Linked DNA regions of Homo sapiens: all the other regions are linked to region 2. The links are chromatin loops, found by intact Hi-C in ENCODE. Cell type or tissue: PC-9. All regions are shown on one strand. Links, peaks and the distances in the headings refer to the core of each region. The heading gives the core; the rest is flanking DNA. Region 1 overlaps STYXL2 (serine/threonine/tyrosine interacting like 2). Region 2 overlaps GPA33 (glycoprotein A33). Region 3 overlaps POU2F1 (POU class 2 homeobox 1). Region 4 has its middle 12 kb from the start of POU2F1-DT. Region 5 overlaps POU2F1 (POU class 2 homeobox 1).

Region 1 (6,134 bases), core at 436-5,435, 58 kb after region 2:
CAGCCTCACTCTCCCTGCCAGGCAGCGAAAGGCCCTTATTGTTGCTGTGCTTGTTGCTTTTGTGGGTCCTTCCTACTCCACTACAGAGAGTTCGTGGCATCCCTAGAATTACTCCCTGAGCCTTAGGTCCTGTGGTTTTCTCTGCTTTAGGAGACTTGGGAGTCAGTTCTTGACCAGAACAGGGAAAGAAACACCTGGCGCCGGCGTTTTACATGATAATCACAAAGAGCCTATGAGGGGGTGTTGTTATTTACATTGTACACACTGGGAAGTTGAGACCTATGGAAGATTAAGTGGTGACTTTGTATGGTGCACGGTGTAATAATCAAGACTCTCTTGGTTGCTAGTGGGTGGAAACCATCTCAAACTCCTTCACAAGCAGCAAAGGCATTAATTCTGAAGATGCAGGAAAGAAGCCAAAGACAGGAGCCTGGCACGCCGGGCAGGCCTGGAACAAGGACTGGACGATCTCAGGACTCTTGGTTTCCCTCTTCTTTCTCTCTCTACTTCAGATAGCAAATGGCCATCCACAGGCCTGACATTAAACTAGCTAATTTCCTGCCTCAGTCCCATTTCCAAATTTCCTGGCGAATTTGTCAGATACTGGTCTTTTTGTGTACCCTGAGTTCCATCAGCAGTGGCAAGTGGGGTGGCTTCTGGGCAAATACAGGTGTGGAGGGGGATACCTTCTGAAGAAAGGGGGAATTATGAATTGGGAGGGTATAGCACAATTGCCTGCCATATAAAGACATACTGAGAGTGTAGAGAATTCAAATCCAGGCTTGCTCAAATCTGATGCTCTCCCCAGTAGCTGTACTCTTAAAAAAAAAATTTTTTTTTGAAGGTCCTTTTTTTGAGACAGAGTCTCACTCTGTCACCCAGGATGGAATGCAGTAATGTGACCTCAGCTCACTACCTCCGCCTCCCAGATTCAAGCGATTCTCAGGCCTCAGCCTCCTGAGTAGCTGCAATTCCAGGCACGCACCACTACTGCTCAGCTAATTTTTGTATTTTCAGTATTGACAAGGTTTTACCATGTTGGCCAGGCCAGTCTCAAACTCCTGATCTCAAGTGATCCACCACCTCGGCCTCCCAGGGTACTGAGATTACAGGTGTGAGCCACTGCACCCAGCCTGTACTTTCCAAATTTTAAAAACAGGGACCCTCTTCACAATCAGCCCTGCTGGTAATCAAAATGGTAACTCTGCTAATTAGAAAAACACTACCTTCCTCAAACCATTTTACTGTTGGAAAAATTTTCACCATAACCCAAGTGTATTTTGATATTTTGATTTTGATGTGAAGAGGCCCCCTAGAGTTGTGCAGAGAAGAATCTATACAGCATCAGCCTGCCTCTAACAGAGAAGACAGAAAATCCTGTTGCTGCTTTGGATGAAGTGGGTAAACATCCCTGAGTCTCACCCACCCAGCCTCTCTCTTGTCCCTCTGGCTGCCCTTTAGGCTCCTCAGAGGAGTCCCAGTGTGCTAGGAACACAGCAGGAAAAATGTGGCACCCCAACCTGGTCTCCGCCAGACTGAGTCTAAGTAGTATTTGATGCTCCTATGAAGAAGACTGGCTGGTCATGTCCTGAAGTGTCCTGAAGTGAGTTGGTCTCGTGATTCCACCTCCAAAGAAAACCAGTGAGACTTAGAGACTAGCCACAGTATATGGTAGCCTGGTCAGAGGGTGGAGGGGAGGTCCTTGTAAGGGACAGCTAAGCCCTGACTGAGGACGAGAGGAGAAAAAAGACAAGTGCTTCTATAGATGCTCCTTATAAGGCTTTTACTTGTTTTTCTTTTTCTTTTTTAAGAAACAGAATCTCACTCTGTTGCCCAGGTTGGAGTGCACTGGTATGATCTCAGCTCACTGTAGCCTTTGCCTCCTGGGTTTAAGTGATTCTCCTGCCTCAGCCTCCCGAATAGCTGGAATTACAGGTGCTCTCCACCACGCCCAGCTAATTTTTGTATTTTTAGTAGAGACAGGGTTTTGCCATGTTGGCCAGGCTGGTCTTGAATTCCTGGCCTCAAGTGATCCACCCACCTCGGCCTCCCAAAGTGCTGGGATTACAGATGTAAGCCACCACACCCTTGTTTGTTTATTTTTGAGACAGGGTCTCATTCTGTTGCCTGAGCTGGAATGCAATGGGACAATCACCACTCACTGCAGCCTCAACCTCCTGGGCTCAAGTGATCCTCCCACCTCAGCCTCCCAAGTAGCTGAGACTACAGGCGCTTGCCATGGTTTTTTGTTTTTGTTTTTTTTAGAGACGAGGTTTCGCTATGTTGCCAGGCCGGTCTCAAACTCCTGGCCTCAAGCGATCCTCTAACTTGTCCTCCCAAAGTGCTGGGATTACAGGTATGAGCCACCACACCCTGGCCTGTGGCTTTGACTCTGCTGATTTACCTCCCTCTAGTGGCTGCTGGCTCTTGGCAATAACACCTTTCATCATTACTGGGCCTCAAGTCCCCTGAATTTTCTGTCTCTGACCTCCTGTGTGACCAAGACATGACCTTAACTGCTGCAAAGATATAATACTGAAAGAGTCACCTCCCATCTCATATTGTTAGAGAGGATTTTTAACTGAATTAGCAAACATCCCCAAAGACTGTTGGCAAGTAGATTGATGAGAGCAGGGAGGAAGGTCTCCAGTGGTCCCAGTCTGCATTTTAAACAGCTATTACAATGAAGGCATAGGAGGCATATTTGTCACATTCATGAAGGATGCAAAGCCGAAAAGGAGGCCAGGAGCAGGTAACTGATCTGTTGAATGGTAGAGTCAAGACTCGCAAAAGCTCCTGTAGGCTATAAAAACAGACATCCACCAAAAGATGTTAGTAGGAATTTGTGAAATTATCCTTAAGTTTAAAAATGACTGCACATTAAAAGGAACACGACTTAATTGCAGTTTTTAAAAAACGTTTTACAGGTTTCAGTTGACGGATGTAAAAGATAACTTGAGTTCATTGTGTGACATATCCTCCCATATTGCAAGTTTATATGGTATCAGTAAAGCCCCAGTGACCCAAACAAGGGTGGGGAAGGGCCCATTCTACTCTATGTGAGTGAGTCAGTCCAAACCTGAAATATCTTGCTCCATCCTGAGTACAAACTCCTAAAAAAAAAAAAAAAAAAACCCTGATAAATTCAAGTTTTGACCTAGAGGAAAGTAGCTAGAATAGTAAGGGAACATGAGAAGATGTTCAAATAATGTTTGAAGGACTCAAAATAGCCAGGAAAAGAAAAATATATATATTTCGGGAAGAATATGATAGCAATCTTGTTAAGGATTTTTGTATAAAAGCCCTGTTTCATACAATGTATCCATAGTTGACTTTATAATGTCAGAGCAGGAGTACTGGATGCTTGTTACAGAAATTTATACTTTTCCCTAACATATGAAAAAAATTTTGAAGCACTAGAGTGATCCAAAAATGGAGTGAATTGTGTCTATGTGTCCATGTGAGCTAATGAGCTCCCTGTCACTGGAAGCATTCAGCAGTGGCTGGATAACAGGTGTGACAGGTGATCCAGCATCAGGGATGTTGTAAAGGGAATTCTCAAGTTTAGGATGTGACTTATGATGCTTCCCAACACCAAGATTCTATTTCTCTGTGATTCATTTATCTTAGCTTCTCATTCCTTTTCTGCTTTATCACCCTTCCCCCTGTTCTTGTATTTCTCCTCCCTCTGTTGCTCGGTTTGTGAGGAGAAAGTAGAAATGCACTCCAGTGTTTCAAATACAGGGCCAGTGGGGATTGTGATGTCTCCCATCTGTAATATGGGGTCAGTGATGCTCAGCCCTCCTGTGTCTTGAGCCCGGATGAACTTCAGAGGCAAAGTAAACACCTTAAGTGCAGCATATTAAAACAGCACTTACCAAAGAAAACAAACAAACAAGAACACTACAAGGAAGCCACTGTCATTACATCATTTTCTCTTGTGTTTTCATTTCAGGGAAAGTCCTGGTCAGCAGCGAAATGGGCATCAGCCGGTCAGCAGTGCTGGTGGTCGCCTACCTGATGATCTTCCACAACATGGCCATCCTGGAGGCTTTGATGACCGTGCGTAAGAAGCGGGCCATCTACCCCAATGAGGGCTTCCTGAAGCAGCTGCGGGAGCTCAATGAGAAGTTGATGGAGGAGAGAGAAGAGGACTATGGCCGGGAGGGGGGATCAGCTGAGGCTGAGGAGGGCGAGGGCACTGGGAGCATGCTCGGGGCCAGAGTGCACGCCCTGACGGTGGAAGAGGAGGACGACAGCGCCAGCCACCTGAGTGGCTCCTCCCTGGGGAAGGCCACCCAGGCCTCCAAGCCCCTCACCCTCATAGACGAGGAGGAGGAGGAGAAACTGTACGAGCAGTGGAAGAAGGGGCAGGGCCTCCTCTCAGACAAGGTCCCCCAGGATGGAGGTGGCTGGCGCTCAGCCTCCTCTGGCCAGGGTGGGGAGGAGCTCGAGGACGAGGACGTGGAGAGGATCATCCAGGAGTGGCAGAGCCGAAACGAGAGGTACCAAGCAGAAGGGTACCGGAGGTGGGGAAGGGAGGAGGAGAAGGAGGAGGAGAGCGACGCTGGCTCCTCGGTGGGGAGGCGGCGGCGCACCCTGAGCGAGAGCAGCGCCTGGGAGAGCGTGAGCAGCCACGACATCTGGGTCCTGAAGCAGCAGCTGGAGCTGAACCGCCCGGACCACGGCAGGAGGCGCCGCGCAGACTCGATGTCCTCGGAGAGCACCTGGGACGCATGGAACGAGAGGCTGCTGGAGATTGAGAAGGAGGCTTCCCGGAGGTACCACGCCAAGAGCAAGAGAGAGGAGGCGGCAGACAGGAGCTCAGAAGCAGGGAGCAGGGTGCGGGAGGATGATGAGGACAGCGTGGGCTCTGAGGCCAGTTCCTTCTACAACTTCTGCAGCAGGAACAAGGACAAGCTCACTGCCCTGGAAAGATGGAAGATCAAGAGAATCCAATTTGGATTTCACAAGAAAGACTTGGGAGCGGGAGACAGCAGCGGTGAGCCCGGTGCAGAGGAGGCAGTAGGGGAGAAGAACCCCTCCGACGTCAGCCTGACAGCCTACCAGGCCTGGAAGCTGAAACACCAGAAGAAGGTGGGCAGTGAGAACAAGGAGGAGGTGGTGGAGCTCAGCAAGGGGGAGGACTCGGCCTTGGCTAAGAAGAGACAACGGAGGCTGGAGCTGCTGGAGAGAAGCCGGCAGACGCTGGAGGAGAGCCAGTCTATGGCAAGCTGGGAGGCGGACAGCTCCACGGCCAGCGGGAGCATTCCCCTGTCTGCGTTCTGGTCTGCAGACCCCTCAGTCAGCGCTGATGGGGACACGACGTCAGTACTGAGCACCCAGAGCCACCGCTCCCACCTGTCTCAGGCTGCAAGCAACATAGCGGGGTGTTCAACCTCCAACCCCACCACACCCCTGCCTAACCTGCCAGTGGGGCCTGGAGACACCATTTCCATTGCCAGTATCCAGAACTGGATTGCCAATGTAGTCAGTGAGACCCTTGCTCAGAAGCAAAATGAAATGCTGCTGTTGTCCCGCTCACCGTCTGTTGCAAGCATGAAGGCAGTACCAGCGGCTAGCTGCCTGGGGGATGACCAAGTCTCCATGCTTAGTGGACACAGCAGCTCCTCCTTGGGTGGCTGCCTGTTGCCTCAGAGCCAGGCAAGACCCAGCTCTGACATGCAGTCTGTGCTGTCCTGCAACACCACACTGAGCTCACCCGCGGAAAGTTGCAGAAGCAAAGTGAGGGGGACCAGCAAGCCCATCTTCAGCCTCTTTGCTGACAATGTGGACCTAAAGGAACTTGGCCGGAAGGAGAAGGAGATGCAGATGGAGCTTAGGGAGAAGATGTCTGAGTACAAAATGGAAAAGCTGGCCTCAGACAACAAACGCAGCTCCCTCTTCAAGAAGAAGAAGGTCAAGGAAGATGAGGATGATGGTGTGGGTGATGGGGATGAGGACACTGACAGTGCCATAGGGAGCTTCCGATATTCTTCCCGCAGTAATTCCCAGAAACCTGAAACAGACACATGCTCCTCCCTGGCTGTCTGTGATCACTATGCAAGTGGCAGCAGAGTTGGCAAAGAGATGGATAGCAGTATTAATAAGTGGCTCAGTGGCCTCAGGACGGA
Region 2 (6,134 bases), core at 367-5,366:
AGTTGAGTAGTGAGATGGAATGCTGTAAAACCAATTCACCCCAATATGGCCTCAGTGGTCTGTCACCACCACAAAGGAGCAGTACATATGCTGGGAAGCATTGCGGGCCTGCAGTAGCTTTCCAAGGCATGGCCTCATGTGTGTTCTAGTTTACAGTCATGGGATTTTAAAGATAGCGGAACATGGCCGTTAGAAAGATGGGGTTCGAGATGAGTTTGAGACCAGCCTGGTCAACATGGTGAAACCCCATCTCTACTAAAAATACAAAAAATTAGCCGGCCGTGGTGGCACCCACCTATAATCCCAGTTACTCAGGAGGCTGAAGCAGGAGAATTGCTTGAATCTGGGAGGCGGAGGTTGCAGTGAGCTGAGATCGTGCCATAGCACTCCAGCTTGGGCAACAAGAGCAAAACTCTGTCTCAAAAAAAGAAAGAAAAGAAAAAAAGAAAAAGAAAGAAAGAAAGAAAGAAAGATGGGGACATTGAGGCCCAGAGAGGACACTTGCTCATAGGTACTGGCAGAGCTGGGACTAGATCTCAGCTCTTATAACTCCAGATCCTGTGCACTCTCCACCAGCCCATATGAGCTCCTTCTGCCACTAATTCATTTGTGCCATTTTGGGAAAATCCTCACTTCCCCTCGACCTCAGTGTTCCATTCTGTAAAATTAGTGGACTACAAACCTGTTCTGTAAAGGGCCAGGTGGCAATATTTAGGCTTCGCAGACTACATATTGTCTTTGTTGCTGCTACTTTTTCTCTTTAAATAGTATGTTAGAAATGTAAAAACAGTCTGTGGGCTGGATTTGGTCCTAGTTTGCCTACCCCTGAACTAAGTGATCTCTGAAGCCTTCCACTCTTAACTTCTTAGTAATGTTCTTTCTGGGTTCAGCACCATCCTCCTCCTGTGCTTTGCAGATAACGTGCAGTTGCCATAAGCACGGGATGATGGGCGGAAGCAGTTGCCATAAGCACGGGATGATGGGCGGACCCACAGGCAGCAGTAAAGTTATGTGCAGGGTGAAGGATGAGGACTGAGGGGACTCGAGCAGGCAGAGGGCGCAGAGGTAAGGAGAGGGAAGCCCATAGACTGGAGGTTACCCAGAACGGCAGCCACCCTCATCTCACAACCCCAACCCGATTCCCTGGATTTCTGGGAAGCTTAAGCCTGTGCCTTTCACTCAGCATTGTCAAGATACCATTGTGGAGCTGGGTTCATTCTACAAACCTCACTGGGTGCCTACTGTGTGTCTGACAATGCTGGGCACTTGGAGGACACAGTGGGTGGGTCAAGGAATCTAGTGGGGGCAAAAGACAAGTAGCTGAACAATGACCAGACAGGAGGCAAGGCTGCTGGGGCAGATAAGGCCTAAAACAGCCCCAAACCCAAGATCAGCTGTGACGTGAAGGAAGCATGACAGTAAACAAGGCCAGTGGTGGAGGTGGGAGTGGTGGTCGGAGAAAGAGGTGATGGTACTCCAGGCAGAGTGAACAGCATGTGCAAAGGCTCAGAGGCAAGAAGCAGCATGAAGCATGCTTGAGACTTCAGGTCGTGTCCTTGGAGGTGAGAAGGGGAGGACACACAGTGGAGAGGGTTGCTCCTGGAATCCCTAGGTGGCAAGCCTGTCTCCTCTGCGTCTTTCTTTTCACATCCCCTTGGATGGCTTGCTCGCTCAATAAACAGTGCTGCCCATTCTATAATCCAGGTGCACGGTCGCTGAGCATCAGGAGTGCATTCTGATCTCGGCCCCACCCGGCAGCTGCTGAGAGAAACCCTTCCACACACACCACTCCCCTCTAGCCCAGCAGCCACAGTATTTCCTCTTGGAAAGAGCCAGGCTATTGTTGGGTGTGCCCAACATCTCCTGCTGCCATAGTGAGGGCTGGCCAGGTGTGGGGCGAGCATGAGGGAAATTAGAGGCCCTCCCTGATTGTCACTTTCCCTTGGATGGTTCCTAAACATAAGAGGTCCAAAGTTCAAGGCCGGGCCTCATCTATCCTGCACCAGACCCTGGGACTGGAGCAGTGTGGGGAGGGGGAGTCTGCGGCTTAAGGACCACTCTTACCAGCAGCCAACAAGCAGGTCCCCGGGGAACAAGAGAAGGTGAACACCACTTCCCAGAGGACCCCTAGGATGGGCTTGCTGAGCCAAGCTTTATCTCTTGAGCTTTTCAGAGGTACGGGAGCATCCCTCTCCACGCATCCAAACCATTCAGCCTTTTCCCAGGAATGCCTTGAATCGGAAGCAAAGGCTTTATTCCACAATTGGAGAGCGGGCAAAACACCAATCCCACCTGAGGAGTCCCAGGTGTCCCCAAAGTCACACCAAGTGTGCATGACTGACAGTAGAGCCTTTCTACAACCAGGTTTCTTTGGGATAAAAGACAAAAAGGGAAGAAAAGTAACTGAGGCCTACTGGCATCTACAGAGCACTCAAAGGCATCCGAATGCATCCAAAAACTGTTATAGCTTTGCTGAAACCACCATTTTCTAAGGGAAAACTGCTGAAAGCAAATCCTTAATTCTCTCCAGAGGCAGAGGTACAGACAATGGCAAAGAAGTGACCAGCCACTCCCAAAGAGATCAGCCTTAGGGCGGAATGTGTCAGTTCCCAGCCCCTAAACCCTCTGGCCTCACCCAGGAACCCCTGCTCTCACCCTGTCCAGATCCCTCACTAAGGTCTCTCCCCTCAGCCTTCCACCGTCAAAAACAGGTAGGACCTCCGATCAAACAGATCTTTAACAGATCAAATCGTCCTTCCACACATGTGGGGCCCGTGAGACCTCCGGGGGACTCGGTATATTATCAGTCTTACCTCCCCAGCAGAATGCAGATGTTACCTGAATATTCACTGGAGGAGCAGTGATAGGGAGGGAGGGGAAACGGAACCAGTCGGGTGCCAAGGCCTCTCCGAAGCCTGCGACTCCCGCTACAGACGTCAGGGGGCGCCAGAGGCCGGAGCACCGGGTCCCCGGTCCCGGAGCCCCAGTTTTCCCAGCCGAAACCGAGACTGAGACCACGCGTGCTGCCCCGAGGCGCGGGCTGAGGGGCCGCCGGGCTGGGAGCTTCATGCTCGCCTCGGTTTACTGAGGTCATCCAGCCCCAGTGGGCTGGCTGCCTTAAAATAGCCTAGCTGCAAAGCCATTAGGAAAGAAAACGTGTGTGTGAATGTTTATATATGTTTTTATTTATGTTTATATATGTTTATATGTATATAATTTAAACTTGTTTCTTCGAGTGCATTAAAAAAATGGGCTCTTTCTTTTCTCTGTGTTTTTTGTTTGTTTGCTTGCTTGCTCGCTTGCTCGCTTGTTTGTTTTGAGGCCGGTCTCTGTCACCCAGGTGGGAGAGCAGCGGCTCGATCACGGCTCATTGCAGCCTCGACCTCCCCAACTCAAGAGATCCTCCACCTCAATTTATTTATTTATTTATTTATTTATTTATTTTGTAGAGAGGAGGTCTGGCTATGTTGCTCAGGCTGGTCTCCGCCTCGGCCTCCTAAAGTGCTGGGATTACAGGCTTGAGCTACCGCACCCGACCCTTCTTCTTTTTTAAAAAAGTAAAACATTGGTTTCACCGAGTTCCATAATCTCAGATTAAATTTGTATCCTTCTGGCTGGCCCTGGTTGGGAGGAAGAGGGATCAGCATTTATATAATGCTTATGTGGAGGATTTCGGGGGAGTGTGCATTAATACTTCCATTGCCCAAAGGAAATGAGACCTATTTAAGGGACCCCTAACATACATATGTACGTGTGTGTATGGGATGTCTATTGTAGTATTGTTCATACAAAAAAATGTTAACAGCCTGAATATTCATCAGTATGGAACACTTGAATAAATCATGGTACCTCCGTGTGATGGAATGTATGCTGTTAATCGGTAGATCTGCATGTGCCGATCTGGAGAAATGCGCATGAAACAAGGTTAGAAAGAAAAAACGCAGAGTGATCTTTATAACATGATTCCATTTTTTTTAAAGGAAAGAAAGGAAAAGAGAAAAGTATGCAAGAGTGTGTGTGTGTTGAAAGGACATGAGGAAAATATGGAATACCTACCTGTGTTGCCATTGGCTACCTCTCTAGGGGGTAGGGTGGAAGGAGACCTTAGTTATTCTTTATACAATGCGAGTTTGCATAGTTGTATAGTTGGACCCACTATAATGCTTTCAAAACGTCAGGCAACCACCTTATGCAATAAAAATATCTTAATTATTAATTAAATTAAATTTTAAAATAAATTTAATTTAAATTAAACATATTAATTAAAAATAAAATGCAATCAATTATGTAAAAGGAAGAGGGAAAAAAGATCTTTGTTTTGGTTTAAAGCATTGCTACCTCCCAGCAGTGGTGCCATTTCTTATATTGGACATAGACTAAGTGCTCATTAAATAACAGTTATTTTCCAATAACGATTTGACTTTGAGTCAGTTCCTTCCTTTCTCTGGGCTTCATCTACAAAATGAGGATATTAAAGTAGATGATCTTTCAGATCCTTCCCAAACTATAAATTCCAATAATAAGTCATTCCTATGAAAAGAATGTTATCTTGGGACACATTTCAAAGGGAGCAGAACCTGACTGATGGAGTATCTGTTGAGGGATGGGGGTGAGCAGATGGTGGCATGAAGAATTTCTGCTGGGTAGCCAAAGTTACGGCAGGGAAAGATATAAGAGAATCATGATGTGGCCCCCTGAGCACCCAATTAAGGCACAATGAGTCTTTGCAATAGGATTTAAGATTTTCCTTTATCTTTGTAATAAGTGTGGTATGAAAAAGAGGAGCTGGTATGGAGGAAAGGACACCGACAGAGCAAGGGACCACTCCAAGTCGGCCTTCTCTGTCCTCGAGACTGTTGGCCATTGGCGGAGAACTCAGAATAGTGTTTAGTTCCAAAGGGAGGAGCGGTCCCTCTGCTGAAGACAGCCTGGACGAGGTGAGGAGTCTTAGCTCCTTGTTGCTGCCTCTGGCTTCGTCTCAACACCTGGGCTCTTCTCCCTGTGCTGCCACCTGCCCACCCTCTTCCTACAACTCCTGAAAGACATGAAGACACTCACCGAGGACCAACAGGCGGACACGTGACTTGGTGTTGCCCTCCAGGTCTGACATCAGCGAGACAGAACACTCGTAGGTGCCGTTGTCAGCCATGGTCAGCTGATCAATGGTGATGGAGGCATCGGACTGCTCAGCATTGTTGGATATGCTGACGCGATTCTTATAAAGCTCACCATGGATGTAGTTTTTGTTTGAAAACGGCCAGATGACCACCCTTTCCTGGAGAGAGAAGAAATGGCACCAGGTCTTCACCCAAAGGCCCTTGCCTGGTGCTTCCAGCCTGCCCTGACTACCCTCATCCCCCAGTTTCCAGGGCCCAGAAGCACAGACCTGCCAACCCCTCAGAACAAATAGCTCGCATATGTGCTACCCATTTGTGGATTTCTTGTATTATATATATATTTTTTTAGTTTATTTTTAAAATGAAAATATTGAAAGAAGTTAGGCAGTTCATACCGCAGTACACATGTGGGTGAATGGGTCCATCTGGGATCCCAGCACTTTCACCTCTTGTAATCTCCGGCATCTCTCTTATCCATTCCATTTTCTCCATAGCCTATCCTCACTCATTCAGTCTATCAGTATTTACTGAGCACCTTCCATGTACCAGGCATGATGCTGGGCAGCCAGCCTTGGCTGCCAAACCCACTTTATTTTCTTGACTCTTGCCTTTGGAATGTACTGATTGATTGATAGACTCATCATTTATCAAATTGTATGTGGTAATGGCTAAATCACAGACTTTCAAGCCAGACTGCTTCAATTCAAATCCCCATTCTGCCATGTACTAATTGTATGACCTTGAGCAAAATGTTCCACCAGTGATTCTGTTAACTATTCTGCAAAATGGAGATGATGACAATAACACCTGCCTCTCAGGACTGTAGTGAGAATTACAGTAGTAATATACACAAAGCAGTTAGGGCATTATGTGACATGTTAAGTTTCTAGAAGTGCTAGCCATTATTATAACTGAGCATCTACTAGGTGTCTGACATTTGAAGATGATAATTCACGAATTCTGCACCCAAAGAGTGATGGAAGTGATAGACAACCAAACCTTGCAACATCTTGTGAT
Region 3 (6,134 bases), core at 722-5,721, 340 kb after region 2:
ATTTTGACTTCTCTAATTCAGAAAAGACTTGAGCACATTGGGAGGACTCTGAATTAGGAGTTTTTGTCAGCTCTGCCACTTAAACTGTGTGATTGGGCAAATCATGTGATTTCTTTAAGCTAAAGGTCCTTCATTGTGAAATACCTGCCTTTCTTACTGTGAGATCCAAATTAGATAGCATGAAGCATGGAGAAAGGTTAAATTCCTACTAATACATGTGGTTGTACTGGTATTTTGTTAATTTCATTCACAATTAATAGATCTTAAAAATGAAAAACTATAGATATTTAAGGATAACTTATCCTAAGTTAATATGAATAAGTTTAATAGGTGTATGTTCATTAGAACTTCTATCTACACAATCTCTTTGTTGAAAGTGGCCTAATGTGGATGGTCATATGTATCCCAGCTTCATTTTCTAACCTGACGTGATTATGCCAGTAGTTCAAAAAGTTATTGCAAAGGATAGCTTTTGGAATTACATCTTTTCACCCTGCAGAATCAAAAGCCTACCTCGGAAGAGATCACTATGATTGCTGATCAGCTCAATATGGAAAAAGAGGTGATTCGTGTTTGGTTCTGTAACCGCCGCCAGAAAGAAAAAAGAATCAACCCACCAAGCAGTGGTGGGACCAGCAGCTCACCTATTAAAGCAATTTTCCCCAGCCCAACTTCACTGGTAAGAATAAAAAATAGGGAGTGCAAGCTCAAGGGCTAATTTTTGCAATTTTACAAATGACCTGTTAAATCAGTTTATTTCATAATAGTAATTTAATGAATAAATACATCAAATAAATGCATGTAAATTTGTATTTTAGACATTACCAAGGTAATGAAATTCTCATTCTCTCTTTCCTTGTCTCTCGTGCTCTCTCTCTCTCTCTGCTGAGGTCACTGGTCTTGAGGTGCCCCTGCATGGAGGGTGAAATCTCGTGTTGTTATTAACCCAAGAACTTATTGGTCTTGCTTATTTTTTATTTATTTTTCTATTTATTTTATTTTTTTGAGACAGAGTCTCATTCCATCACCCAGGCTGGAGTGCATTGGTGCGATCTTGGCTCACTGCAACCTCCGCCTCCTGGGTTCAAGCGATTCTTGTGCCTTGGCCTCCCGAGTAGCTGGGATTATAGACGTGTACCACCATTCCCGGCTAATTTTTTGTACTCTTAGCAGAAGCAGGGTTTCACTATGTTGGCCAGGCTGGTCTTGAACTCCTGACCTCAAGTGATCCCTTGGCCTCCCAAAGTGCTGGGATTACGGGTGTGAGCCACCATTCCCAGTCTTTTTTTTTTTTTTTTTTTTTTTTTTTTTGTTGAGACAGAGTTTCACTCTTGTTGCCCAGGCTGGAGTGCAATGGTACGATTTCAGCTCACTGCAACCTCCGCCTCCTGGGTTCAAGCGATTCTCCTGCCTCAGCCTCCCAAAGTAGCTGGGATTACAGGCGCCCGCCACCAGACCCAGCTAATTTTTTTGTATTTTTAGTTGAGACCAGGGTTTCATCATGTTCTCCAGGCTGGTCTTGAACTCCTGACCTCAGGTGATCCACCTGCCTCAGCCTCCCAAAGTCCCAACGTGCTGGGATTACAGGTGTGAGCCACTGCGCCCAGCCCACCTATCTTATTTTTTAAAGTGAACAATTTTAATTCTTTCATCACATTTCCATCATACTCTTCTCTGGTATAGTTCATTAGATTACTCTGTAACCATGGGAGTAAATTTGCTGCTGATCCCAGTTATCTCAGAAAATCTTGTTACTTTTTATTCATGTTGAGTCCTAAAGCCCAGTTTATTAAACTTACACTCACGTGATTAAGTGACAATAAGTTACCAGATAACCTTCAGTTCTGAACTTGTATTAAAACAATCATCTCAGGTCTTTTACTTTGAAACAACATATGATCCTTTCCTGTGAAGCCTCATTGAGTAACTTCTGCTGTTTGCATTATTCCTAGACTGAAGAGACATACAGTGGTCGTATGACTCCCTTGGTTTTTAGGATGATTATGAATTTGACTTCTACATTGTCAGGATTCAAAAGATGGGAATATTGTTGAGTTTGCATTTCTGTTCTTTTTAAATTTGGTTTTATTTTATTTGAATGTCATTCCATACTGGCAGGCTTTTTAAACTAAGGTCAGCATTAAAAGCACATGTTAGTTTATGTGAAGGTTGTAGTTGTTAAATGGTGGGCCTGTAGTCATAAAGTTATGAGATAGTTATGAAAAAGATAATTATTAATCAACAATTTTGTTTTGTAAAGGTGATGTTTGTGTTTTAGATTTGTACTAAAAGAAAGACAGTATTTCTTGCAAAACTAGAATTTTTTGTTATTTCAAAACTAATCCGTTTTTTTTAAAAGTTTGCTTCACATTATTTTCATAATTTTATTTTATTAAAACCAAACCTAAGGCAATACTGCCCCCCTACAGAGTCAAAAGTAAAAGTAATACATGTACCCCAGATTCCCTGATCCTGTCAAATAGTTTTCTTATTTAGGTAAAGTTGATAATTAGTATAATGTTTCTTACCGACTTAGAGTATATCTGTCTCAACGCTATTGAAATTTACGAACTTTTTATTATTTATTTTTAAAACCCAGGCAAAGCTATCTGTGATATCAGTGAACAACCATCTTCGAATAGCAGCTTTCCAACATAGGATGTCAGGTGTCTCAATTCCAAGATCAAAGAAAGACTGTAAAATCATTTCCTCTTTAAGTTTTGATTTTAAGTGCTTTGTCCATGTTTTCATTTCTGACCTCAAGGTGGCGACCACACCAAGCCTTGTGACTAGCAGTGCAGCAACTACCCTCACAGTCAGCCCTGTCCTCCCTCTGACCAGTGCTGCTGTGACGAATCTTTCAGTTACAGGTAAGCAGCTGCCAGGCCATGCACCTGCTGAGCACATGGGAGGCCCGTTTTGGGTTATTATAAGAGTCTACCATTAAATTGTGAATTAAGGCCCTAACTAAAGATAGGTGTTGCTCATAAATATCAATTTTCTTTAAAGTAACTCCTTTCCTTAAAAGCCTTCAATAGCCGTGGCTTTTTGCATTCAGAAAAACCTCCAAGTTTGTCAATTCGTGAAGGTTATTTCCGGTCTGAACCTGATCTCCCACTAGTCTTTTGCCTACGCACCCTCAACACACAGGAGGCCTCCATCCATACCTTTGTAAACATCCCTACAATGGAAATGTCCATCTTAGCCTGCAGTTCTTGATCTGTTACTGATAAAACTATACCAGCTTGTATGTCAATTTTCTTGGAAATATTCTTTAGCTTTCCCAGGAAACTATTCATTTCCATGTACCTGTATTATAAATGATTTTATTTTTACACACCTGTCTTTCCCAATAGACTGCACTTCTCAAAAGATTTGATTATTCTTTTTGAACTCTTGATGCCTAGCTCAGTGCATGACATACTCACTATAAAATGAATGTTTTTTTTTCCTTTGGCCTCTTTTAAATAGCAAATTTTCCAGATAAATTTAAAATCACTTAGCATTGTCATCAGATGTTTTTTAGTGATACATAGTGCATAAGACATGCTGTAATTATTCACCAGGTTGGTTATTTGCTAGTACATCATTGGGTAGATTAATGATATTTCATAATGAAGCTTGATTTAACCTAGAGGTAGGGACTTTTATTTTTCTCACCCATGTTTTAAGTTTACAATGCCTCCTTGGCTCTATGACCTACCCATGATGTAAAAATTGAATAAATGGCTTTATATTATATTAAATTTCTACATTATTAGAACATTTTGTTTATTGTTTTCTGCATCCAATCATCCATTAATTTTTGCTTATGTTAAACAGTACTTCTTGACCTCTTCTGGATGTTGGACCTTTTTAAGAATTTGAAAGCTACAGACTTTTCCTCACACAAAATAGACATATACACAATTTTTAGTAAAATTTAAGGAGATTTATAAATGACAGCTCCCATCAACCTCCCACTCCAAGGCTATTTGTGGATACCTACAGGTTCCAGTTTTAATAACCTTGGTTCAAGAATATACTTAAGAACCTTGGTTAAGAATATATATAATATTGAGCACTTCCACTTAATAAGCAAACTGTTAGTGATTGATTGGCATTGTGTTGGGCACCAAGAATGTGAAGAACCATCTCTGAGGACCTTGTTGTCCAAATTGACTGCCAGTCACCTGGTAAATTATGAACTGAATCCTACCTTCCCAACAAATTATATTGCTTTAGGTCTAAAAATACCTGTCTCTTACAGAAATTTTGTTAATAGTTTACACATTAAGAACAAATAGCTTTGCAGTTTTCTTAAAATATGGGGAAAATCAAAGTAATTTTAGAGAGATTTTAATACTCAAAACTAGCTAAAAATTTGCATCAGTTTTTGATACTTCTTACCACTCACATTTTCTTGAACTCTTACTCAGCCTATTTATGTGGATCTATTTGTGATTTTTTTCTGACACGTTGATAATTTTTCCTGGAGTGAATTTTTTTTAATTATTAAAAACATTATTAGGAAATTCAAACAGGAAAAACAATCACAAGTACCATTTTTATTTTCTCTTTAAATCCTTTTTATATGTACATGTATGTACAGTTTCAGTAGTATTTGTGCAGTACAGTATTTGATTGCAGCCTTGTGATACTCTAAGCAGAGGACTCAGGCTCTGCCTGGACACCTGACCCACAAAAACTATGAGATAATAAATTGTGATGATTTAAGCTGCCGAATTTGTGTCATTGCTCCTTGAAAGAGAAGAAGAGTCAGTGTCAAGTGGGTTTTCTTTTCTTACTCTTTTATCAGCCGTTGCTCAAAACCATGCCCCTTTTTAATTTGTTTTTCCTCTTTGGACTGTAACTTTCTTGTACAGCCTCTTTTCCTCTGATATTTTTATACTGCCTTCTTTTTTTCTCTGTTGAGAAAAGTAGCATGTTTCTTTATCATGTTATTTATTAAAGACGGCCATTGTCTTAATCATACAACTTATGTAATGCAATCTGCTTTCTTCCTGAAGACTTTCTTCTTGGGATTTCTATGATTGCTTATTTTAAATTGTTTTCCTTGTTTTCCTGAGTTAGATCCAATGTTTCTCAGATGCCCTGTCATCCTCTTTGATTCCTTTTTGTCTGGAGCACGTTCTCAAGTAATTTTATTTAGAAAGGTTACATGGGAGGTAAAACTTCTAAATACATGTATAACTGAGAAGTATTTATTTTGCCTTCACAGTATTTTTTGGAGTTTGTCCAGTTACAAAAGTATTTTTCCTTTGAATTTTGTTGTGTTTTAGCATCTAGTGTTGCTAGTGAAAAGTCTGATTTCAATCTCTTTTTCCTTGTTTTTTCTCTCTGTAAACCTTAAGGGTTTTTTAAAATCTTATACTGTTCTAAAATTTCACTACAAGGTTTCAAAGAAGGGGCCTTTTAAAACTTGCCCTCATTGGCCTTCAGCAAGCATTTTCAATGTGAATTAATGTATTTCTTGCACTCTGGTAATTTATCTTTTTTTTTTTTTAAGTTAGGATTTTTTGGCATTCACTCTGTTTATTCATTTTGTGTCATTTGTAATGTGCTGTTGGCTTTTTTCATTGTCTGGTGATTTTTGTAGTGATGAATGCAAGATTACATTACTTATTATCAGTAGCCTGTAAGGGTTTTTCCTGACATTGTGTAGCTTCTGTTACTCAAGAGTCCCCTCCCCTGAATGGAAGGGCTCGCGGTGAGCTGTGAATGTGAATAAAGAACTGCCAAACTTTATTTCAGCCTATGAACAGGAAGCAGGCAGGCAAGCGAGGCTTTCTGTCATACTTTTCCAAAATGAGGGGTATCTTTCCTCATGCATGCAAGTACCTACACTAGAATCCTTAGCGTTCCATAGTCAGATTTTATTTTCTTTCAAGAGTAGGTGACTTTGGTTCTGTTCATTTGAGAGGTCTGGTAGAAGGAGGGAAAGGCCCACTGTGAGAGCTATTATGTGAATAGCCCTTGAATCACCCTGTTCTCTGACCCTATTTCCATCTACCTCAGTATCTGACAAATAACTCTGAGCTGGGACTCTCTGTGAGGCTCCATCAGAGTGAATAATTTCCTCCTCTATCATAGTCTTCTCCTGTGCCCTTCTGGATTATGGTTGATTTCTCCAC
Region 4 (6,134 bases), core at 407-5,406, 140 kb after region 2:
GATCTCAGCTGACCGCAACATTGTCTCTCAGGTTCAAGCGATTCTCCTGCCTCAGCCTTCTGACTAGCTGGGATTACAGGCACGTGCCACCATGCCTGGCTGATTTTGTATTTTTAGTAGAGACAGGGTTTCACCATGTTGGTCAGGCTGGTCTCAAACTCCCGACCTCAGGTGATCCGCCTGCCTTGGCCTCCCAATCAACTTTTAATTTTTCAGTCAGAATTGTGTAAGCTGAACCAGTTGAGATGTCTGTGGTGTTGGATATTGTTTGTGCTGTGAGTCATTGGTCCTGTTCAGTTAGAGAACAAACAAAATGAATATTTTCCTGACAAACTGATGTAGATGATCTGCCACTGCATTCATTTTCAACATGCTCTCACCCCTTACTAAAATGAGTTACCCATTTGTAAACTACTGGTTTCTTTCAGGCATGTCCCCCCTAAACTTTTCATAAAGCATCAGTGATTTCACCATTCTTCCACCCAAGCTTCACCATAAATTTGATGTTTGTTCTTGCTTCAATTTTAGCAGAATATGTTGCTCTGATAGGGGCTAATTTCATACTGATGTCTTATCTTTCTAGTGCCTCAAACTTATCCCATTTAGACATGTTATAACAAGTTAGTATGAGTTTATTTTGGTACAAACATTTTTTGAAATCCATGCATAGTTTTTTCATAATACATACATTTCGTGAATTTTAAAAGACCCTGCATGTATATGTGTTTGTGTGTGTGTGTGTGTGTGTGTGAGTTCAAGACCACCCTGGCCAACACGGTGAAATCCCGTCTCTACCAAAAAACACAAAAATTAGCCGGGCGTGGTGGTATCCACCTGTAATCCGAGCTACTCAGGTGGCTGAGGCAGGAGAATTGCTTGAACCCAGGAGGCAGAGGTTGCAGTGAGCCAAGATTGTGCCACTGCACTCCAGCGTGAGTGACAGAGTGAGAACCTGTCTCAAAAAAAAACAAAAACAAAAAACAACAACAACAACAAAACCTTAAGTATGTCAAAATACACATTATGGGTCTTGATGCTCTAGCCGAATGCCAGACCCAGATTCTAGTTGAGTGTGTCTGTTGACCAGCTAGCAGCTCGAGGAATCTGTTCATTGTCATGCATGTTGGGGAGGAGCAGTTGAGAAGGTGTGTGAGGTGGGTACCTGGAAAAGAGAGAGCAAACAGTTAAGAATGGTGTCTGTTCTCCAACTGACCTCAAGGGAAGGAAGGGACAATTCAAAGTTGAAAGAGTAGTTTCCTTAAGGTTGTTGGTGGGACTTGAGGCACAAGCAGTGATGTCTCTGGGCCAGGAGACAGATTTCAACACAGTGACAGAGTGAAATGCTCTCTCCCCAGCTCAGCTGAATACTCAGTACAAGAAGATCACCAGGGGCCCAGAAACTGTTTGGTATGCCCAGGGGTTTGTGGCTGTGACAGCCCTAGGAGGCAGCCTTCTTCTGGCTGAGAAGAATGGCAGGTGACTCTGTGCAGAGTGAAACATGAAAGGACAGCTTTGAATGAGGTGTGCTTATGTCCTGCAATGATGAGGATAGGTGCTGGGAATAGGAACTTTTGGACTATTGAAGAAAATTTGAACCCATTTGTATTCAGAGGCTAGTGAGGTCTTGAGACATCTGGAATATCTGATACAATGTGGTTTATATGGATTATTTTTTAACAGAAGAAAGAGGATTAAATTATAATACATAATGACACCTCACTTATTTCACATTATGAGGAAATGTGATATTCCAGTAAGTCAATTTTCCAAATAATTGAAACAGCTCTTTAAGATTTAAAACATTTTAATGTTTTTAATGGAAAGTCTGCCAAAGTATACTGTACACTTTGCTTGCTTCTCAGAGGGGAAAATGAATTTAATGATTCCAAGTCATTGTGAGCACTGATGACTTTTTGTATTCTAGTATGGCAAGGCCCTGAGGATCTGATGACATACCTAGGGCTATTTTCTCTTAAGATAAATAGTCCCTAGCCTGCCATGCTCTCTGAACTCTTGTATCCACTTTTGGTAGGTTTGCTCTCTCCATTGTTATTAGACTGTCAAGAGACACTTGCTTTTCTCAGGGAGACAGTTTCTAGGCATCCACTTTACCCTCATTAACCTTTTAATTTCATCTTTAATCTGCTTTGGATATAGAAATTGCATGACTCATGTGAAAATCCTGGCTTAAAAAAGATGGAGTTCTAACTTCTGACAAAGGGTTGGAAGGGTTTGCCTAGGAATGAAGTGCGAGTTTTTAAAGCAGTTATTTTGTCTATTTGGAAGTATTTTAAATTTACTTTTGGTCTTGGCTGTGTTCCTCCACATTGCAGTTATTGGACTGGGGACTTTCAGAGAAGTGGTTTTTAATATATGTACACAATTGGGATGCTGGGGAGAGGGGAAAAGATTATTGTAGCCCTCTATCTCACCCAGATCAACATTATCTTATTCATTTTATGGAAATTGTAGTTAATATTCTGAATTAATTAGATTGTACAATCAGTTTCAAAAGCATAATGCAGTGGTGTATAAAATTTAATAATGTATAAAACTTGTTATGGAAATTTAAAATTTTAGGGCCAAGATGGAATTCAAACATGAATTTTGTATGAAGAAATGAAACAAAATAGTTGTGTTAGAGTAATTTTCTTTATTATTAGGGAAAAACATCCACAGCATCATTTAAATACTATACCATTCATCACATGTAATGCTTCCCAGCAAACTAATTTAAGGTGGACTCTAGACTCGATAAATATCAAAAGAGTATATCACAGTCCTCGCCTCTGCCTGTTTTCCTTTTGAAGATCAGCAGGCTTAGTAAAAACAGATTTCCTAAAATAAGCATTATCATATACAGAGAAGACTGGAAATCGTAAATGATGTGAGCAACTTCCCTTGATTATGACAGGAAGCCTGCATATATAATCTTTGTAGTGAATAAACATCTCCAATTTCTAGTATTATATCATCCAATTCCAGGAAAACATTATCATAATATGAAATAGATGAGAAAGTAAGTAGCAATCAGAACTATCTGGCAATGAGAAACACTAGGTTTTCTTTCTCTTGAGTCAGAGCAGCTTTCCTTAGTGAGAAAAGCTGATGTAAGGTGGTTCCACATTCAAATTTCAGTGCCTGAGCAACTTCGGGTAAGTTACTAAATTTCTCTGAACCTCAGCCCTTCTGACCATTATGCATTGGAAATAATGCTTCCTTCCTGTCTTAATCTGTTTTGCATTGCTATAACAGAATACCCGGGGCTGGGTAATTTATAAAGGAAAAAGGTTTATTTAGCTCGTGGTTTTTTTTTTTTTTTTTGGCTCCAGACTGTCCTCTGGTGGAGCTTTTGTGCTGCATTGAAACATGGAGGAGAAGGTCAAAGGGGAAGCAAGCATGAAGAGGGACCAGACCAGAGGGGCATCCTGGATTTATAGAAACCTACTCTTGGGGGAACTAATCCATTCCTGTGAGAACTAAACCAGTCTCACCAGAGCAAGAAATCACTCACTGCCACAAGGACAGCACCAAGATATTCAGGAAGGACCTGTCCCCATGACCCAAACACCTCCCACCACACCCTACTTCTCAACACAGACACACGGGGGAATCAAATTTCAACATGAGATTTGGTGAAGACAAACAAACCATATCCTAACCATAGCACTTCCCAAGAATGGCATAAGATTTAACTGAGGTAATGTTACTGAAATGCCAGGGGTTCACTCTAGGTCCTTCTGCTTGCCACACAGAAAGCCAATCACTGAGACAATGAGTATGACTAGGGAAGAAGTCTTTAATTAGGTGCTGCAGCCAAGGCAATGGGTGATTGGTCTCAAATCTATCTCCCTGACTAACTAAAATTAGAAGTTTATATAGCAGGGAAGAACTATAACCACGTATGGGAAAACAAGAATTAGTGAGGGGTAAGGAAGAGGAGTTGGTCAACAGGAAGCAGGTGGCTGGCTAGGCACTCATGACAGGTGAGGGGTCTGGTGTTTCACTGTCCAGATGCAGTGATCTGGTAAGTTTCAGTTCCTTGATACTATCTGGGAGGGCTGATGTTTGGTTTTCTGAGAAAGGAACTCAGATAAAATAAATGTTTAGTGCTTCAGTGGAAGTTTATATATATGTAACTTTCCCAAGTTTCAAGACTGGGAGGATGAATTTCTATGTTTATTCAAAAGAAACCATAAACATCAGTTCTAGGGACAATTGGGCTGGCTTCAGTCATGCACATTTAGCCCTTTCCTGTACCCTACATCCCCTCTATTTGAAAGCAGTGGTCCTACACTCAAACAGTCTTCAGGTCCTCACCTCCAACCATGACCTCCCTCTTGTATGTCTTGTCTTTCTAAGGGATCCCCAGTCACCCACCCAAAAAGCTAGTGGCTGTCCAAGGCTCCTCCTTTGCCTTCATCCTCCCGGCTCTGAACAACTCCTGGCCACTGATTCCTGTCTGAGTTAGGAGTTAGATGCATCTGCTCTGAGCTCCCCTGATCTACACGTACTTCACAATGTGCACTTTACCCACACTGGTGAATGCTCAGTAGACTCAGATTGTCTTGCAGGAAGGACTTAGGGTTTTTATCTCTGAATAATGATATTTGTGGAACTAAAGTGAAATAAAAGAATAATAGCTCAATAAACCTCAGTTTGCATTCTCCCTATTATTTCTTTTGCTCAAGATGCTGACTTGTGTGGCTTTTGTGTCTGGCTCTTGCCCTGCCTACATGTAGGACTGGTTTCTGTGGGTATTTCTGGTGAGATCTCAGAAGTATCTCACAAAATCCTATCAGTACACACAATACAGGGAGCACTAAGAAAGCACTGCAATCCCCATCTTACAGGGGAGGACCCTAGTGTACAGGGGCTTTCAAGATCTTCGTGTGAGGTTAAACAGTCAGTGAGAGGCAAGCCTGGGATCAATCCTGGGTGTGGCTGATGCCAGTACCCACACATAACCATTATCATAACTCTATTCCCTCCTCAATAGGTGTGATCAGTTACCCATGGCATCCTCATTTTACACTCCTTCGTCTACTTAAGCTTCCCTTTCCAAGCACTGCTAGTGCTTTTGATTGGTGCTTCTGATGCCTCTCACAAAGCACTGCAGTCCTCAATTTGCCAGAATGGGGCAGATTGTTCTCTCTTGCTCTTTTGTTCATTCAACTTTGTCAGAGGATTATTAAAGCTCCTTGTACCCCTATGTCCCCTAGAAAATTTCATGAAGTGGGCAGAAATTCAGCGGATATGCTCTGGCCTTGGGCACAGCTGGCAGATGCCCTGATGGATTAGGTGCCAAATTGGATAAATTACTGGGTGTGGTGGCTCATGCTTGTACTCCCAGCACTTCGAGAGGCTGAGGCAGGAGGACTGCTGGAGTCCAGGAGATTGAGACCAGCCTGGGCAACATAGTGAGACTTCATCTCTACAAAATAAAATAATTGTCTGGGTATGGTGGCATGTGCCTCCATAAAGGATAAATTGTCTTAATATAAGTTAAACATAACTTAAACATAAATTAAATACAAATGTAATTCCCCATTTATTTAATATTTAAATTAAATATAACATATTAATATATAAACACATGTATTTCGTTTTTGAAATATATATTTATATCCATCCAATGTATATATTTGTTTTGAAGCCTCTTTCTCTTATTTGTTGTTTACTAGTTTTGTTTTGTTTTTTGGTTTTTTTTTTTGAGATGGAGTCTCGCTTTGCCGCCCAGGCTAGAGTGCCGTGGTGCAATCTCAGCTCAGTGCAACCTCCGCCTCCTGGGTTCAAGCAATTCTCCTGCCTCGGCCTCCCAAGTAGCTGGAATTACAGGTGCATGCCACCATGCCCAGCTACTTTTTGTATTTTTAGTAGAAATGGGGTTTCGCCATGTCAGCCACGCTGGTCTCCTGACCACTCCTGGCGCTCCTGATATCAGGTGGTCCGCCCGCCTCGGCCTCCCAAAGTGCTGGAATTTCAGGTGTGAGCCACTGCACCCGGCCTGTTTACTAGTTTTACATTTACTTCCACCCTACTTCTCAAGCTTCTAATCTATAACTAGATCTTAGGAGAATGATCCAGCGGGTGGTTTTACTGACTTCCTGGTTGTAAGACTGTGTCTTTGTCTT
Region 5 (6,134 bases), core at 505-5,504, 200 kb after region 2:
TGGCTGCCAAATTCACTAATGGCAGCAGCATGTGGTGAAGGTTAAAGAAGATTTGATAACTCTTTTAGGTATTTAAAATATTTGTATATTTTTAAAAATCAAACTTATGAGACAGTGCATGCAGTAGTGAAATGTATATATATAGCTCATTTGAGGAGTACTCTTAGGGTTGTGGTTCTCAAATAGGGACAGTCTCTTGCCGTACCCTCCCCCACCCCCCAACATTTGGCAATGACTGGAGACATTTTTGATTGTCACAACCTGAAGAATGGTGCTCATGGCATCTAGTGATTAGAGGCCAGTTATGCTGCTAAACATCCTGCAATGCACAAAGTCAGTCTCCTCCCCTCTCTGCAAAGAATTATCTGGTCCAAAATGTCAGTAGTACTTAGGTTGAGAAACCCTACCTTAGGTATTAAAACTCAAGCTTCAATTTATGTCAATGCTAAGCCTGCAGCTACACTGTTAAATCCACAGACCTGTATACTTCTACAACTTGTTGTGTATACAAGGTGTGATTAGAATGGTTGCACTTTTAAACAAATATAACTGACACACTTGCATGCTTATGCACAGAAATCCAGTTGAAAGCTCCACCTTCACAATAGTTCTCTTGGGAAGAGTTTGCATTTATATGATTCTGCCATTTTTTTAAATTTATTTTAAGTTTCAGGATACATGTGCAGGACCTGCAGGTTTGTTACATAGATGAACACATGCCATAGGTTCTGCCTTTTTTATAGTTGCCTTTGAAACCTGGAGCATACCCTTTAAATCTCCTTAATGGTACCAAATTATCTTCCGAAGGTGGATTTGGAAATATCCAGTGCTTTCTGAATGCATTGTGATGGGTGTAATCAGGTTGGGTAGTAATTCTATTGTAAGGTGAAATTGAGATATGGCTATAAAATAATAATTGGTGGTTTAAAAGTAGTGCTTTTACAAAATCTTTTCATCGGTAATTAAGTGTGTCATAATCTCAATTTGAAGAGGTATGTGCAGATGTTCTAGAATTATTAAAACAAAATCAGTATCAGAATGTCAAATATTTAAAAGATTGTTGTCTGGGATCAAGGGAAACAGCCACTGTCACATAATATTGGGAAGGTACTTTGGCACAATTTGGTAATACTATTAATTTTTTTTTTTTTTTTTTTTGAGATGGAGTCTCGCTCTGTTGCCAGGCTGGGGTGCAGTAGCATGATCTTGGCTCACTGCAATCTCCACCTGCTGGGTTCAAGCGGTTCTTCTGCCTCAGCCTCCCAAGTAGCTGGGATTACAGGCACGTGCCACCACACCCAGCTAATGTTTGTATTTTTAGTAGAGATGGGGTTATATCGTGTTGGCCAGGATGGTCTTGATCTCCTGACCTCATGATCTGCCTGTCTTGGTCTCCCAAAGTACTGGGATTACCGGCGTGAGACACCGCAAAATGTTCATATTATTTCACTTAGGAATTCTGTCTCTAGCCATTTGTTTACAGACATTTTTACACCAGTAAGGAAAGATATGAAAAGTGCTGTTTCTTGGAGGTTTGTTTGTAAAGTGGAAAAATTAGAAACAACCCAATACCTGTATTAATAGTATTAGTATTGTGATCAGTATTATTGATCACAAATCATTAGTATATCCTTGAAGTAAAATACTATACACCACCAAAAAATGAAGGTATAATGTGTACTGATATAAAAAGAGCTATCAAATATATTAAATGGGGTGGGGGGAAGGAAGCTGTAAAAAGGAAAAAAAAAACCCACAAAAGTAGTAGGTATGGCATGTGATACCAAACTATATATGCAAGACATGCATAGAAGAGAGACCTGGAGGAATAAATACTAAATGTAATGGGAATAGGATAGTTTCCTATATTTCAGACTTGTTTGATTGTATTGTAATGTTTTACAATCAGGAAAAAAAAACTAAAACCGTGAGACAGTGATCTTACTTATAACTAGCTCTTTTAAGATTTTGAAGCAGTCCTTTGTATTAGTACATAGCTACCGATCTTTCTGCAGTTCTGTTTTTATATTAATAAATACCTAAAATTGGCCAGAGATTCCTAGGGCATTGTTCTTCATCTGAAGTTATTTACTGCTTTAAAACATTTTAAAATTCTTCATTGTGAAAGTATCACAGTTACTGTGTCTTTTTTTTTTTTTTTTTTTTTTTTTGAGATGGAGTGTTTGTTGCTCTGTTGCCCAGGCTGGAGTGCAGTGGTGCGATCTTGACTCACTGCAAGCTCCGCCTCCCAGGTTCATGCCATTCTCCTGCTTCAGCCTCCCTAGTAGCTGGGACTACAGGTGCCTGCCACCAGGCCTGGCTAATTTTTGGTATTTTTAGTAGAGATGGGTTTTACTGTGTTAGCCAGGATGGTCTTGATCTCCTGACCTCATGATCTGCCTGCCTCGAGCCTCCCAAAGTGCTGGGATTACAGGTGTGAGCCACCGTGCCCGGCCTACTGTGTCTTTTTTAAAATCTTGGGCTTTGAAATACCAGTGTGGTAAACTGCTAATCTGTGTTTACCCTGCAGGTGGCGCTGGTGGTTTTGTGGTGTTCTTCAGCGTGACTCAAGTAAAATTCCCTTCAGCTGGGAAATCACTTAGATATTGGTTCTGCTTGTAGAATGTTATCTTTCATGTAATCTGTTGAATATCAGACATTTTCTTACTATTATTTCAAGAAATACATGTAGCAGGAAAAAATCTACTAACAAATTATTAGGATATAATTATATTTTATACCTTATTTATCTACTTTATTATTCATTACAATTTCTGGGAAAATTAAATTTATTTCAGCAGTTCATTACTTTCCAACTCCCTTAAAATTCCAAAACTTCATCAAAAAACTGGCAGTAGAACTAATTTTTTCAAATTAATTCTCTTTGAAGTCTTTCATTTTCCTTTCTGTTTGTGTGTCTGACTCCCCCTTTCTTTCTCTCAGTCTGTCAAGTTCAAGAGCAGCTCAGATGCCATGAATTAAGTGGAGCACAAAAGGGGGAAAGGAGACCCTTTTGAAGAACAAAGGCCTCCCATTAGGCTGCCATGTTCTTTTTTGACCAAAAGTGCACCCTACATGGTTTCTATTGTTGTCCACATGCCCTGCACATAAGGTAAATACAGCAGATCCTCATTACCTCACGTTTTCCTCCTCTTCCTCCTATGCCACACACAACCAGTGAAGCTTTGGGTCTTTGATGTCTTTAGGCATTCTTATACAGTTGCTTTATCTCCTTTTAAAAACCTACAGGGGTAGAAGTGGAAGTGGAGAGCAATGCACACCGAGTAGTAAAACCTCACAAGAAGGGAAAATGAGCTGTTAGAGAAGCTGCAACCCAGGAATCCAGGGCAAGTGGAAAGATCCAGAGATTTTACTGTTGTTGTTCTCTATTCTCTGTCTTTTAATCCTATAGCTTAAAAATCCTGTATTTTTAAAGTAATAACTTTGATTTACATTCACTATAGTTTTTCCTCCCTTTGTCCGTGTAACAAGACAGGCAGGTGGGAATAAATTTAATTGCTGAGAGCAGTTCATGTAATGATCAGAAATTCTTGCTAATCTGCTCCTACTTATTGGATGTTGGCTCTTTGGTGTCATGGAGATGGCTTTACTGTAGGTTTGTTGTGTTGCATTACTTTTCATTGGGATTGAACTGAGAAATAACAAACAAGCTTTAAGTGGGAAATTAAAAAAAAGAAGTAACCTATGTAGATCCAAACTTAAAATGTGAGAAATTATTGAAATTTCATTTTCTACAAACTTGAAATTAGCCTGCTAATTGTAAAGTTGTTTTAATAATGCTGACAAATGTCAGTTACGTTTGCAAAGGAGTGTATGGTTCTAGGTATTTGCCTACTGTTAACCGTTGAGAAAAACATTGTCAGGTTAGCAAGTCTATTGAAATAGAGACCTCCTTAGTTTACAGCAAAGAATAAATAGCTGATGACTGGAGATTGGGACTAAGGTTTTATTTATTTATATTCTTTGAAAGAAATCGGACAGTTAATAAGTGGTTTGTGGTAGAGTTGAAGGATGTCTGAGAGATGGAAAGAGAGTGACAAAGGAGGAGAAGGAATAGTATTTCTTTTTTAGTATTGTTTTGAAATTAAAACTCTGTTATTTTAATATGGTAAAGAGCAAGAGTTGGGTTGGGCGCGGTGACTCACGCCTATAATCCCAGCACTTTGGGAGGCCGTGGTGGGCAGATCACCTGAGATTAGGAGTTTGAGACCAGCCTGGCCAACATGGCGAAACCTTGTCTCTACTAAAAATACAAAAATTAGCCAGGTGTGGTGGCACATGCCTATAAATCCCAGCTATTTGGGAGGCTGAGACAGGAGAAGCACTTGAACCTGGGTGACAGAGGTTGCAGTGAGCCGAGATCCCGCCACTGCACTCCAACCTGGACAACAGTGTGAGTCTCTGTCTCAAAAAAAAAAAAAAAAGAGTAAGAGTCGAACTTAGGACAACGTATGTTTTCTTTTTTTTCTGACGTTGAGCTAATGGTGGGCAATTTGTGACTTAACATTTAGTGACCACCTTGAACTCTCCCTGAGTTTGTGGGTCTGCCCTTTTAGGATTATAGAGGTGATTCAGTGGTGTTAAAAACAACATTAAAGGGATTAAAGAAGTAATTCCTTTGTAGGAACAGTAGTAACATTTTATTTTGAAAATTTCATGAGGAAATTTTTAGTATTCCTATTTTTTTCCCCATATGTTCTTCAAATAAATATACATAGCACATTCAACATTTTTGGTCCTAAGAATTTCTTATATTAAAATCTGACTAGCATAGCTGAAGTTAAAAAAAAAAGGCCTGTTAACTACTTGAGGAAATGTTTTGACTCTTTATGGACCCTGAATATTGCTTTTCAGGAAGTATTCCTTGTTTTGTTTTTTTGGGTACAGCAGTCTGCAAGAAGCCTTTGGTTTATGTACTTGGCAGCAAAATAAAAGGCAAAGAGCTTCTTGCTGTGTGTTATGTAGGAAATTACCATTCCTGTTGTCTGTGTAGGATGTTCTAAAGATGTAGCCAGGAATCTCAGAGGAGAGAGAGAAGAGACAGAGAGAGAGAGACAGACAGAGAGTCAGACTTGTAGTTCTAATATTTTCTTGCTTTTGCCTCTGCCTCTGGTCATACATTGGATTGTTTTTCTGCTTTTGTTCCTTGGGGTGGCATCTGTCTTCAGGAGAAATCACTCCATAGTCAAACACAGATTGCTGAACTGTGGCATTTTTGCTGTTACTGTTATCCTGAATTTACTGGGAACAGTTTTAATATGGGTGCATTTAAACACTTGTTTGTGGATAGGGAGAGATGGAGAGTGAAATTTCATTCTCTGTTGAATGCTCCGTCTCCTGCCCAGCACATTTCTGCCCCTTCCACATGGTTTTTCACTAACTCCTGAATGTTTCTCTATGCTAATCTGAAAGCTCTACAGCAGAGACTACACATTTATACAGTTCCCCACATACAGGGTCACTTTATGAAATGAATTATTTCTTGACATTTTTCAGGTTTGTGATTGTACCTTTCCAAGCCAGTGTTAACACATTTCAAATATTGTGAAAAGTTGAATTTATGCTAGCATTGTTTTAATTATTTAAATAACTTAACATTTTAGAACCTTGTGGCTTTAGATTTAAAGAGGTATCAAGTCCTTAAAACATTTTCGGTTATTATCCTAATATTAATACAATAATAGTCATTAGACAAATAGTAAATTTTAAAAAGAATAAAAATTAAAAAGAACACCTAACTGGGAAAGTGGGAGAGAAGCCATTTAAAACAATAAACTGAAACTCTTTTCCTGAGTTTCCTTAGAAGCCATTTGGACAATTAATGGAGAGATTTTAAACATTAAATGTATTTGTGACTAAAACTTGCCTTTTCAACAAGACACCCGAACTGCCAAGACTTCACAGGGGTCTCATTGTAGAGAATTAAAATTCAATGATGGTTGAAAGAGAAAAGGCATAATAAGATTGGTCAGACTTCTATATTTATTCAAAGATTGAGCATGAAAAGATTTGGAGCTTTACAGTATTTCAAGGAAGTAGGATGTGTAAAAAGTTGAGATGGGTGGCTTATTTTCTGACATGAGTAGATTTTGATTTAAAACATTCAAGCTGTG

The links. Hi-C counts contacts between places; a loop is a spot of excess contacts. Peaks named below come from ENCODE experiments on the same cell type or tissue, not always from the same donor. Only the 100,000 strongest peaks of a DNase experiment are listed, where the experiment ranks them.
Region 1: it touches region 2 in a loop (9-fold over the local background); 42 of 110 quality-filtered maps call a loop at or near these places.
Region 3: a loop joins it to region 2, with 6 times the contacts of the local background. A loop is called at or near these places in 12 of 110 quality-filtered maps.
Region 4: it touches region 2 in a loop (15-fold over the local background); 43 of 110 quality-filtered maps call a loop at or near these places.
Region 5: a loop joins it to region 2, with 6 times the contacts of the local background. A loop is called at or near these places in 28 of 110 quality-filtered maps.

The regions. Positions count from the first base shown.
Region 1 is chr1:167,121,832-167,127,965 of GRCh38, forward strand. STYXL2 (serine/threonine/tyrosine interacting like 2) reads left to right here. Exons shown (of 6, transcript NM_001080426.3): 6 at 3,956-6,134. Among named protein-coding and RNA genes, the nearest start is that of STYXL2, 31 kb to the left of the region's middle. RefSeq lists enhancers at 1-321, 3,847-4,477. In PC-9, for the core only: CTCF peaks have their summits at 2,432 (motif pointing left) and 2,633; no DNase peak of the experiment used is centred there; H3K27ac peaks cover 264 bases.
Region 2 is chr1:167,063,864-167,069,997 of GRCh38, forward strand. GPA33 (glycoprotein A33) reads right to left here. Exons shown (of 7, transcript NM_005814.3): 3 at 5,059-5,275. GPA33-AS1 (GPA33 antisense RNA 1) reads left to right here. Exons shown (of 6, transcript XR_922249.3): 6 at 917-1,053. Among named protein-coding and RNA genes, the nearest start is that of GPA33-AS1, 14 kb to the left of the region's middle. RefSeq lists silencers at 789-1,083, 5,159-5,372. In PC-9, for the core only: CTCF peaks have their summits at 2,941 (motif pointing right) and 3,141; no DNase peak of the experiment used is centred there; H3K4me3 peaks cover 597 bases; H3K27ac peaks cover 275 bases.
Region 3 is chr1:167,398,687-167,404,820 of GRCh38, forward strand. POU2F1 (POU class 2 homeobox 1) reads left to right here. Exons shown (of 16, transcript NM_002697.4): 12 at 500-679; 13 at 2,765-2,870. Among named protein-coding and RNA genes, the nearest start is that of CD247, 120 kb to the right of the region's middle. In PC-9, for the core only: CTCF peaks have their summits at 2,757 (motif pointing right) and 2,956; a DNase peak (open chromatin) is centred at 2,775; H3K27ac peaks cover 574 bases.
Region 4 is chr1:167,205,240-167,211,373 of GRCh38, forward strand. No RefSeq gene overlaps it. Among named protein-coding and RNA genes, the nearest start is that of POU2F1-DT, 12 kb to the right of the region's middle. In PC-9, for the core only: a CTCF peak has its summit at 3,306 (motif pointing left); a DNase peak (open chromatin) is centred at 3,572; H3K27ac peaks cover 1,357 bases.
Region 5 is chr1:167,265,485-167,271,618 of GRCh38, forward strand. The region is part of intron 1 of POU2F1 (POU class 2 homeobox 1); the gene reads left to right. It overlaps LOC124900412 (a long non-coding RNA gene), which reads left to right. Exons shown (of 2, transcript XR_007066718.1): 2 at 1-6,134. Among named protein-coding and RNA genes, the nearest start is that of POU2F1, 48 kb to the left of the region's middle. In PC-9, for the core only: a CTCF peak has its summit at 2,522 (motif pointing right); a DNase peak (open chromatin) is centred at 2,557.